2 separate regions of the Homo sapiens genome follow, and region 1 is linked to region 2. A link is an interaction called in ENCODE POLR2A ChIA-PET data of the cell type or tissue named here. Cell type or tissue: OCI-LY7. All regions are shown on one strand. Links, peaks and the distances in the headings refer to the core of each region. The heading gives the core; the rest is flanking DNA.

Region 1 (5,360 bases), core at 275-5,274, 240 kb before region 2:
GCACACTTCCCTATGAAGTGGAGGGAGGCGGGAGCGGAGCCCAGCTCTTGGCTGGTGATGAGGGCCTGGAAGCAGATGGCCTCTCAGTCCTCCATTTGGGAGGACTCCCAAAATAGTGCAGGCTCGAGGGGGTGGGGAATGGCTCCTGCTGAATGTGTGAATGGGTCCCTGGGTGCTTTCCTTCCTCTGGGAGCTCCGTGGGAGAGTGGAGTCGATGCCAAGTCAGAGAGCAGTTGGGGAGGAACCCAGAAGCCCTGGGATGGTGTCTGCATGGGAATGTGTAGGGAGGCAGCCACAATGGGCCTGGGCCTTCCTTTCTCTCCTTCCTGTCCCCCTCCCCCATCCCCCTCTCTCCTCCCTTCCTTCCTGGAACCCAGTACTGGGGGAAACACACACAGGTGGGATGCAGGTATCCGGGAAGCTCATAGAAGCTGCCACGCTGCTGGAGTTTGCCTCATACAGGAGCGTGGGCATGCCCCGCGTGGGGTTGTGCTGTGTGTGTGCATATGTATGGTTGTGTGTGCATGGGGGTGGGGGATTCTGACCTGGGGTCACTCCCAAAGCTTATCCAGGACCCCTCCTGTGCCCCAGGGTCCCCCCGACACCTGCCCGTCTGCCTCCCCATTGCACCTTTTCCATGTCGAGAACCTTGTCCTGCATCTCCCGAAGGGCCCCCAGTGTCTCCGTCTCCCGCAGCCTCGACTGCTCCAGCTCGGTCTCCAGGTGGGACACGAAGTCTTCTGTGAGGCGGGGGTTCTCCTGGGGGAGGCAGAGAGCTGCGTGGGGCCCCAGGCCATGGCTGGGGGATGGGCAGCCTCCATGCCTGCTGGCTTCTCCCCGCCTCCCCAGAGCCCTTCAGCAGGGAGAGGGGCCCAGGCTTGGGGTGTCCTGGGCTGGACCCCCTGATGCTCAGGGCCTAGAGGTCCTGGCATCCATGCAGCTGGCCCGGTCCAGCTTCCTTCCTGGAAAGGCTGCACAGAGGGGACATTCTGAAAGGTGACTTGCCTTGGCCTTCGGATGCCCCGCGGGACCCCAGTGACTGGTTTTCCGGGATCACTGGTGAGGGTGGGAGATGGGTTCTTGCTGGGTGGTCACCGTTCCAGCCACATGGTGGGCGAGGCAGGGGGTGGGGGAGAGGCCTGGGGCTGTGCACCTGTCTTTCCACCTCTCTCCTCTGCATCCCACCCTCCATTTCAAATCAGGGAAGGATGAGGAAAGAGTTTGTGGGTATCACCCTCTTGCTCCATGCCCTGGCTTCTCAGAAGTTCCCCAGTGGGGGCCCCTGGAGTGATGGACACTGCCACCTGGACCTGAAAAAGGACACCTGGTCCCTGGGGTGGGAGCCGGGCTCCCTCTCACTGACCTTGTGGCCTGGCAGGACAGTTCTCTGGGGGACTGCCTCAGCCCTCCCAGCCACCATCCTCTTCCTGTGGGTCTCTGAGATCCACGTGTGACGGTGGCTCTGCCTCGGCCCAGATGGCCTCCAGGCCCCATGTGGCTCCTCTGGGCCACCTCATCTTGCCTGCAGTGGCCTCCCTTTGGGCCTGAGGAGGTGGCCTTGGGCCTCCCCGATCTCTGCATCCCCCCAAGGTTGGAGCTCAGGGGTGGCTGGTGGAGTCTCTCTAACGAGCCTGAAAGGCGGCCTCATGCAGTGGGTGGGATGAGCCCAGCCTCAGTTTCCCTAATGTCCATGCTGCCTCAGAGCAAGGTGGGACAAGAGTGCTCACAGACTCTGAGGGCCACAACGCCAGCATCATACGGATGTGGTTCATGGGGACAAGTGAGAAACAGTGAAGCTCTCCTTCTCCCCAGGAGCAGTGGATCCGCTAGAATCCCTGGGCCAAGGCTTGAGCCACAGTCTCTGGGCCTGGGGGCGGAGGGGGCACCTCTGTATTGGATGGCTCTTCTTTCTCAAGCACTCCATGGTTTCTCCAACCTACACCCCACTGCCAGGCCCTGCTGGGTCAGGCCAGGATGGCAGCGGGACCTACAGCGTCGCTCCCGGCCCCTCCAGGGCATGTGTCCCTGTGGCCTGCAGGGCTTAGGACTGCAGCCACTGGGGGTCCCTGCGATCAGGAAGGCCAACTGCTGAGTGCAGCTGCAGTTAAGTTTTTTTTTTTTTTTTTTTTGAGATGGAGTCTTGCTCTGTCACCCAGGCTGGAGTGCGGTGGTGCCATCTTGGCTCACTGCAACCTCCACCTCCCGGGTTCAAGTGATTCTCCTGCCTCAGCCTCCTGAGTAGCTGGGACTACAGGTGCGCACCACCATACCCAGCTTATTTTTGTATTTTTATTAGAGATGGGGCTTCATCATGTTGGCCAGGCTGGTCTCGAACTCCTAACCTCAGGTGATCCACCTGCCTCAGCCTCCCAAAGTGCTGAGATTAAGGCGTGAGCCACTGCACCAGGTCGCAGTTAAGTTCTAAAAGCTTTCAGGAGAAGAAAATCTTGGGGTGGGGCCCCACTCATGGGCCTGCCCATCATGGGACCCAAAGTTCATGGCCCTCAAGACACTCAAGGTGCCCCCTCAGCCCCACCCTGCTGGCTCAGAGCTCCCCAAACAGTCCCGGACTGCCCTGCTCCCATTCTCCATGGCTGGCCCCCCAGGGACACCTAACAATCCTTCAGACCCTGGGGACAGGCAAGAGCCTCCGTAAGGAGTCACAGCCCTGTCTGCTGCCTGTGACACAGAGGAAACCCTGCAGGGACAGCCCGGTCTTCAGAGGCCTCCGTGCTGAGGCTGGGGGTTGGGAAGTCAGATACTGCAGACACACTATGAGGTGGCAAGAAATGGATATCAGGATGTCTCAGAATGTGGAGCTGCTGGGGGAGAATCTGCGCTTGTCTCTGGGTTCCCCTTACCCCAGAAAGGAACAGGAGGGCCAGGTGCTGAGGCGGGGCAGATTATGAGCCCTGAAAGAAAACCGTTGGGCGGGGGCGGGGGCGCGGGTCATGGCCCCGCCCAGCAGCCCCGCACACCCGCCCCTACCTGCTGCTCCTGTAGCTGCCGGATGGTGCTCTGTGCCTTCTGCAGGTCCTCGGCCGCCGAGCTGCACTGCTGCCGCACCACCGCCAGCTCCCGCTTGATGACGTAGTTCTCCTCCGCCTCCTGCGCCCGTGTCACTTGCCCCTGAGAACAGCGAGGACAGGGGGCAGGGGGAGGCCGTGACCCTCGGCTCCCACCCAAGGCCCTGCCTCCCGCCACAGGGGGAGGCCCAGAGAGTGGAGGTGGGGGGAAGTGAGGTGGGGGCCTCCCGTACTCAGAGCCTGGGATGAGCGTCCCACTGGGCCTGGGGACGTGGGTGGGTGACAGGCAGGAATAGGACACCTGGAGGAGCCCGGGAGGAACAGAGCTAGCCCTGGGCTTGGAAAGCTCCATCTCCTTCCCCACTCTGGCTCTCAGTCTCTGCCCCAGTTGGGATCCTTATCCAGGGGCACAGCGAGGCCACCTGTGCCTATTCATGCCAGACTCTGCCGGTGAGGGTGAGGATCTGGGGACAGCTGAGGCCCCGGCAGGAGAGGGCTGGGCTCCCCAGGGCATTCACCTCTCCCAGCGGCATCTTCTCTAGTCCTGGGCTCTGGGGCCTCCACCTGCCTGGAGCTAAGACCCCCTTTTTTCCCCCACCTCATCTTTGTCCCCTACCCAACTTGGGCCCCCCATTCCAGGCTCAAAGCCACCAGGTGGCGGGTGGCAGCTTCCAGATAAAGCCATTCAAGATGAGGTGGCAGCAGGAGCAGGTGAGCTAGAGAAGGTGGTAGCAGGCATTGCAGGTAGGAGCAGAGAGCAGCAGCGTGAGGGCCGGGCGTGTGTGTGCGTGTGTGTGTGTGCATGTGTTGTGTGTGTGTGTGACCGCAGCACTGCACACACCAGGGCCTTATGTGAATATGGTTTTAGGTTCCCCAGCCCTCCTGGGTCCCCACCCTGTGTCGCCCGGAGGAAGCTTTCTGTACATGCATGTGGACATTCACACCCAAACGCACTCACAGCCCCTCCACACACACCCTTCTCCCCACTTCACATGCCCCGCCCCCCCGGGAAGCCTCTGTGTCCCCCAGAAGCGGTCCCCAGCTGCTCCATGCATGGCGCCAGGCCTGCCCGCAGAATGGCAGGGAAGAGGCGGTTACTGGCTGTCATGTGCAGGGTGCAGGGAAGGGGCCAGGAAGGAATCCGGAGAGGGGATAAAAAGCTACAGTACCTGGATTAACCTATCAGCCAGAGCAGCGCTCTCCTACCCGGCGAAGGGGGTTCCCAGCGACAGGGGGAGGAGGCAGAGCGGAAGGCGCGGGGACAGGAGAGGGGAGACAGACAAGAACCACTTGTCACTAACGCAGTGGACTATCTCTAGAAGCGGGGGAGAGAGGAGGGAAGACCAGAGAACCAGCAGGAGAGGACCCGGAGGAAGACCAAAGCTAGAGCCAGCTCCGTCCTGGAGAGGGGTTCGGTGTGAGCGGGGAGGTCGGGGGTGCCCGCGGCTGTGGGGGAGGCCGCAGGGCTGGGAAACCCACTGTCCCACCCTCCAGGGTCAGCCGGGCCGCTGCTGGCTGGAAAAACTGTGGGGGGCAGGGGGACTTTTGGCTTCGTGCGGACCTCCTGGAGAGTGGGAGAGGAGGGGGTGCGTTGTAATTTTAAGGCAGAACAAGGCTTTGGGGTGAGGGCAACCAAATCCGGCTGCCAACCCACTTCCTGTGGCCAGTGGAGGGTCAAGTGAGGACGAGTGAGGAGCAGGAATTGGGGGCTCCCGGGGCTGGGGCTCAGTGAGCCCCCAATTCCACCCCCATCTTTAGCATGTTGGGGAGCAGAGTCCGGGCTGTGGCTCCCCACCATGGCGCCACGCTTCTCCTCCACTGGGTTTCCTTTCCTTTCTTTTGAGGGCAAGACTTCCAAATTACAGGGTGGGGTGGCTTGTGGCCCAATTACGGGGCTCGTCCATCAAAGTGGCAGTTCTCCCTCCTCCTCACCCCTCCCCGTCTGTGCAGCCGGGGAGGGCACAGAACACAAATGGATTCCCGTGGCTGCAGGCCACTGGGTTGTAACTCGCCCCCACTCCAGGATTAATCACCATACGAGTCGCCCCCAGTTGCAGGGCACTCCAAATCGGGTTCAGGTCGGGTCCTGGGGCAGGAAGGTAGGGCTGCTTAGTCCTCCAGAGAGGAGAAGACTTGGAGGAGTCCACCCCAGGTTAGCGGCCATGCCCCGCATGGTGGGTCACACCCCATGGCGACCATGTCCTCACAGTGGCCACGCCCCTCACCTTCTCTAGGGTTTCAATCCGCTGTTTCAGGAGCCGGTTCTCCGTCCGAAGTCTCTATGGGGGTGGGGGGAGATCACGTCATAGCCCGCCCCCCACGCCTGTCTACATG
Region 2 (5,360 bases), core at 44-5,043:
CTGTGTACTCGGGCACTGACGCTGGGGAGGAGGCATTGCTGCCATTTTCCCAGTCCCGTTCGCGGCTTCCAGGCAGGCGGCTTGGGGACATGAGACCTGACGGGGAGGGAGCCCTGCAGTGGGAGAAGGATGGGATGGAGGTGGGGTCAGGATGGGATGGAGGTGGGGTCAGAGATGGGAAGCTTCCCTATGTGCAGAGGGGCCAAGGAAAATAAGGGCCACGGCTGGGCATCGTGGCTCATGCCTGTAATCCCAGCACTTCGGGAGGCCAAAGCGGGCAGATCACTTGAGGTCGGGAGTTCGAGGCCAGCCTGGCCAACATGGTGAAACACCGTCTCTACAGGCACGGGTAACCCCAGCTACTCAGGAGGCTGAGGCACGAGAATCACTTGCACCCAGGGGGCGGAGGTTGCCGTGAGCCAAGATTGCGCCACTGCACTCCAGCCTGGGCGACACAGCAAGACTCCCTCTCAAAAAAACAAAAAAAAAAAAAAAAAAAAAAAAGGCGGGCCACACACACTGCAGAGGAGGCGGTATACACTGCACACCCTCCCAAGTCCATGCAGTGCCCCGTGCTGTCCTCCTCCCACAGGAACACCTGGCACTCAAGTGCACTGAGGCACATGCTTGAGTCCTGTCTGCCAGGTACAGACTATGCCCCATGCACACGTGCCCACACGCGTCCCTCCATCTCTTCATGGCGTATCCATAAACTCGAGCCATACCGCCCTCTAGGTTCACCCAGATGCCCACACACCTCCCAGGCTCTGGGAAGCCACCCGGCATACGAACCCCGCCTGTGCGGGCTAAACTCACCGAGACGTGGGCCTCTTCACCCCGAGGTTATTGTGGGCCTCGTTGGCCACAGTGGACAGTGACAGGGTGGACTGGGAATAGATTTTGCTCAGCCGAGAGCCTGGGGACAGAGATTGCAGGTCAGTGCCCACCAGAAGCCCCTGCCCTCCACAACACCCGGTCCAGCAGGCTGTGGGGGGAACACAGGAGGAGTCAGTCCTGCCCAAGACCCCTCGGCCCTCTGCAGCACCCCTATGGGGGGACCCCTCTATGAGGGAGGATGCTTTGCCCAGCAGGCAAGTGGGGAGCAGCACTGGGTCAGCCCCTACTGGCAACGCCTCACCCCAAACATACTCCCAAAGGTTCCTATCCATGAAGCCACAGAAGAAAGACCCCTCATCCCACTGCACCCCACATCCCTATGGAAGTCTTTTTTTTTTTTTTTTGTCTTATTTCTGAGACGGAGTCTCGCTCTGTTGCCCAGGCTGGAGTACAGTGGTGCAATCTTGGCTCACCGCAACCTCCACCTCCCAGGCTCAAGCGATTCTCCTGCCTCAGTCTCCCAAGTAGCTGGGACTACAGGCATGCCATATGCCCGGCTAATTTTTGTATTTTTAATAGAGATGGGCTTTCACCATGTTGGCCAGGCTGGTCTCAAACTCCTGACCTCAGGTGATCCGCCCGCCTCAGCCTCCCAAAGTGCTGGGATTACAGGCGTGAGCCACCGCGCCCGGCCCCCTATGGAAGTCTTTACCCAAGAGACAGTGTCCAACCCCACCTGAGGCCCCCTGTCACCCCACATACCCGCCCCCTCCCGGCACCCCTGCTTACATCTCCCTCCCCCTCCCCCCTTACCCATGGGGGCCTCACCCAGTGAGCCCCGGAAAGGGCACTGGGCAGGCCCCGTCCCCCAAGGGTCCTCACCCAGCAGGCCGCGGGCTGGGCTTCGTGCCAGGGCTGAGTCGTCACAGCAACCCGAGCGAGGCCGGGTGGCCCTCCGCCCGCCCCGACCTGGACCCCCGGACCCCGCAGCCCGGGGCCGCAGCACCTTATCGAGGTCGTCCATCAGCTTCAGCTGGGCCCGGCGCTCGTACTCCTGCCGCGTGAAGTCCCCCTTCCGGGGGCCCACCTCCTCCTCGGCTGGAGCCCGGGCAGCAGGGGCTGGAGTCGCCATCGGGACTGCGGACACAAGCGGGGCTGGGCCCGGGGCCTCCTCTTGGGCCAGCCTGCAGATCACAGGGAATCGGCATCAGAACCGCTCACGGGGTCCGCGGTGGCAGACAGGCCAAGGAGCGGGCGTCCCGGGCAGGCCCGGCCTCACCTCGCGGCCTCCTCCCTCCGCTGTTCCTTCTCCACCTCCTGCCACTGCTTGCGCCGCCGCGCCTCCTCTGCTCGCCGCTGCTGCCGCTCCAGCAGGCTGGCCCGCTTTTGGGCCATCTCGTCCTCAGGCTTGTCTTCATCCTGGGGACAGACGCCGAGTCCAGCCAGCCACCCCCTCCCCCAACATGGCTGGAGGCCCATCTTCCCTCCACCCAGCCTGCCCGCCACCCACCTGTGCTTTTGTTTTCATCATTGTTCTAAATGCACTTAGTTGGTGCCTACTGTATGCACAGCCCCACACTAAGTACTGGGACACAACAGGGATGGGATACACTGGGTGCCGCTCACACACACACTGCTTAACCCAACGGGGAAGACAAAAGCAGCAGACAGCAGTGAGTGCCAGCAAAAGCTCGTGTTGGGCACAGACACTCTACACTGCGGGAGGACCCCGGCCTGGCCTGGAGACACCCAGGAAGGCTTCCCAGAGGAAGTACCCTGTAGAATGATCAGGATTTAACTAGGTGGGCGTACAGAGCAGAGCGTTCCAGGCAGAGGGGACAGCTAGTGCCGAGGCCCTGAGGCTGGAGCAAACCTACTGGGGGGCACGGAAGTACAAGGGGGCCAGTGTGGCTGGGACACAGAGCTGAGGACAGTGGCGCAGGACTAAGTCAGAAGTGAGTACAGGCCAGACGCGGTGGCTCACACCTGTAATCCCAGCAGTTTGGGAGGCCAAGGCAGGTGGATCACTTGAGGTCAGGGGTTCGAGACCAGCCTGGAGAAACCCTGTCTCTACTAAAAATGCAAAAATCAGCTGGGCGTGGTGGCATGCTCTTGTAGTCCCAGCTACTCAGGAGGGTGAGACAAGAGAATCACTTAAACCCAGGAGGTGGAGGTTGCAGTGAACCGAGATCATGCCACTGCACTCCAGCCTGGGCCACAGAGCGAGACTCTGTCTCAAAAAACAAAAAACAAAAGAAAACAAAACAAAAAAAAAAAATGAAAAGGAAGTCCTCCCCAGGGCTTTGGGCTGTGCTCACTTTTTTTTTTTTTTTTTTTTTTTTGAGATGGAGTCTCGCTCTGTTGCCCAGGCTGGAGTGCAGTGGCACGATCTAGGCCCACTGCAAGCTCCACCTCCTGGGTTCACGCCATTCTCCTGCCTCAGCCTCCTGAGTAGCTGGGACTACATGCGCCCGCCACCACGCCAGCTAATTTTTTGTATTTTTAGTAGAGACGGAGTTTCACCATGTTAGCCAGGATGGTCTCGATCTCCTGACCTCATGATCCGCCTGCCTTGGCCTCCCAAAGTGCTGGGATTACAGGCATGAGCCACTGCGCCCGGCCACCCTGGGGAGGACTTTCATTCTAAAAGCAAGGGTAAGGGGAGCAGTCAAAATCCCCGACCACTCAGTGCAAAATGGCCCGGGATGGAGGCAGGCAGCAGAGGCCAGTCAGGTAACCCTAGGTGTCCCCGGCTGGGAAAGCCATGGGAATGGAGAGACAGTGGACACAGGGCAGGGCCAGGAAAGGGGTGGTAGGAGCGTGCTGGGGGCGAGGGGGTGAAGGAGAGGATGAGCAAGGAGGTGCGCTGAAGATCCTGGTCCTGTCCGTCTATCTGTCCATCACCCACCCACCCATGCAACCAGCCATTCATCCATCTGTCTATCCATGACTCCTCCCTGTTTCTCCACCCCTCCCCACATCTATCTATCCCCCTTGTCCGGCCACCCATACCTTGTTTGGGAGGGACATGACTGGGTCAGCCCCCACTGGAAACCCCTCACCCCCAAACATACCCGAGGGCCTCACTCATTAAGCCACAGGGGGAGGACCTCTCACCCCACTGCACCCCCACAGCCCCTTGTGGAAGTCCTTACCCAACAGACAGGGTCAAATCCCATCTGAGGCCCCTGTCACCCCACATACCTGCCCCCCACCGTGCAAATGTCCCTTTCCCCCCTCTCCCACCCATGGAGGCCTTACCCAGCCACTCACACCTGTTCTGTCCATTCATACCTGGCTCCCCATCTATCCCCCACCCGCCCACCCATCCTTCAGTAAAGCCCTATTCATCCAATAGTGGGTTTGTCCACCTCCCCCCGCCCCCACCCGCCCCCGCCCCAGGCCCAGGACCCTCCAGCCACCTGCTCGGGGACTCACCTTGTAGAAGAACCCCAGCCCCACCCGGGGCTCCCCCTCCGAAGACGCCTCCTCCTCCAAGGAATCCTCAGCACCAGCGGGGCTCCCGTCTCCCTCGTCCTCGGCGGCGGGATCTGCCAGGCTGCCCAGCGGGATCTCGATGAGGCCCGGCCGGGCGGCTGGCTCCTCGGGGGGCGTCTCCTCCGCCAGGAGGATGGAAGAGCGCGTCTGCACGGGCACCTGGCTCGGCGAGAACTTGCGCAGGTGGGGGAGGCTGTCTACGTCGTGGGGTGGCGTAAGCACCCTGGTCAAGGGTGCCAGCCGCAGCTCCGCTGGCCGCGTGTGTTTCGGGCTGCGGGGTGACTGGCTGGGCCCGGGCCCAGGGCTGCGCCGGGTGGCCGGGACTCGCCGGGCGGGGCTGGGGGATGCAGCTTTGGGCCCCGTCGTGGGGCCAGGGATGACCCACGCAGCAGGTGGTGGGGCGGATCCGGGGGCCTCGGGCGGGGCCAGGAGCCGCTGCTGCTGGTCCGTGAGCCTCTGCATGTCCCGCTGCAGCGAGCTCAAGGCGGCACTCAGCTTGCTGACCGCTCGATTGTATTCCCCCAGCCCCTCGTGGGGCACCGGGCCCAGGTCTGGCGAGAAGGTCACTGCCTTGGGCCGTGAGGTTGGCTCACCCTGGCCCTCGCCTGCGGGCCGCTCCCCACCAGGGACTGGACCGGAATCGGCCTCCTCCGCCTCTGCTTCCGCCTCCCCAGAGGCTTCCCGCGGCTGCACCTGCAGGAAGGCGCTTTTGCCCAGCCGCTGGCGGTGCTTGGCGAATATGGCCTCAATCCGTCGCTTCTGAGCCTCGATGGCTCTGCGTTTCTCCTCCAGCCGGGCGCTGAGCTCACTCATCTCCGAGCTCAGGGCCTCCGGCGGGGCCGGAGTGGACGTGGGGGACCCCGCTCCGGCCTCAGCCTCTGCCTTCACCAGCTGTTTCTTGCGTTCTGCAAAGCTGGTCATTTTCACCTCGGAGTTGGTGGCTGCTGGGGACGAAGCCACCGCCTTCGGGGACCCCTCGGATGGGGCTGGCGGTTTCGATGCCTCCCCCACCAGACAGGGAGATG

What was found. ChIA-PET counts read pairs that join two places held together with the same protein. Peaks named below come from ENCODE experiments on the same cell type or tissue, not always from the same donor. Only the 100,000 strongest peaks of a DNase experiment are listed, where the experiment ranks them.
Region 1: POLR2A ChIA-PET joins it to region 2 with 5 read pairs; 6 of 35 experiments call an interaction of 5 or more read pairs at or near these places.

What each region holds. Positions count from the first base shown.
Region 1 is chr19:7,855,960-7,861,319 of GRCh38, reverse strand. EVI5L (ecotropic viral integration site 5 like) reads right to left here. Exons shown (of 20, transcript NM_001159944.3): 11 at 5,252-5,305; 12 at 4,196-4,228; 13 at 2,989-3,129; 14 at 631-759. Among named protein-coding and RNA genes, the nearest start is that of PRR36, 16 kb to the left of the region's middle. RefSeq lists an enhancer at 3,218-4,003. In OCI-LY7, for the core only: no CTCF peak of the experiment used is centred there; a DNase peak (open chromatin) is centred at 2,999; H3K4me3 peaks cover 274 bases.
Region 2 is chr19:7,612,079-7,617,438 of GRCh38, reverse strand. CAMSAP3 (calmodulin regulated spectrin associated protein family member 3) reads right to left here. Exons shown (of 17, transcript NM_020902.2): 11 at 4,276-5,360; 12 at 2,117-2,256; 13 at 1,720-2,021; 14 at 817-916; 15 at 1-113. Among named protein-coding and RNA genes, the nearest start is that of MIR6792, 2.7 kb to the left of the region's middle. In OCI-LY7, for the core only: no CTCF peak of the experiment used is centred there; no DNase peak of the experiment used is centred there.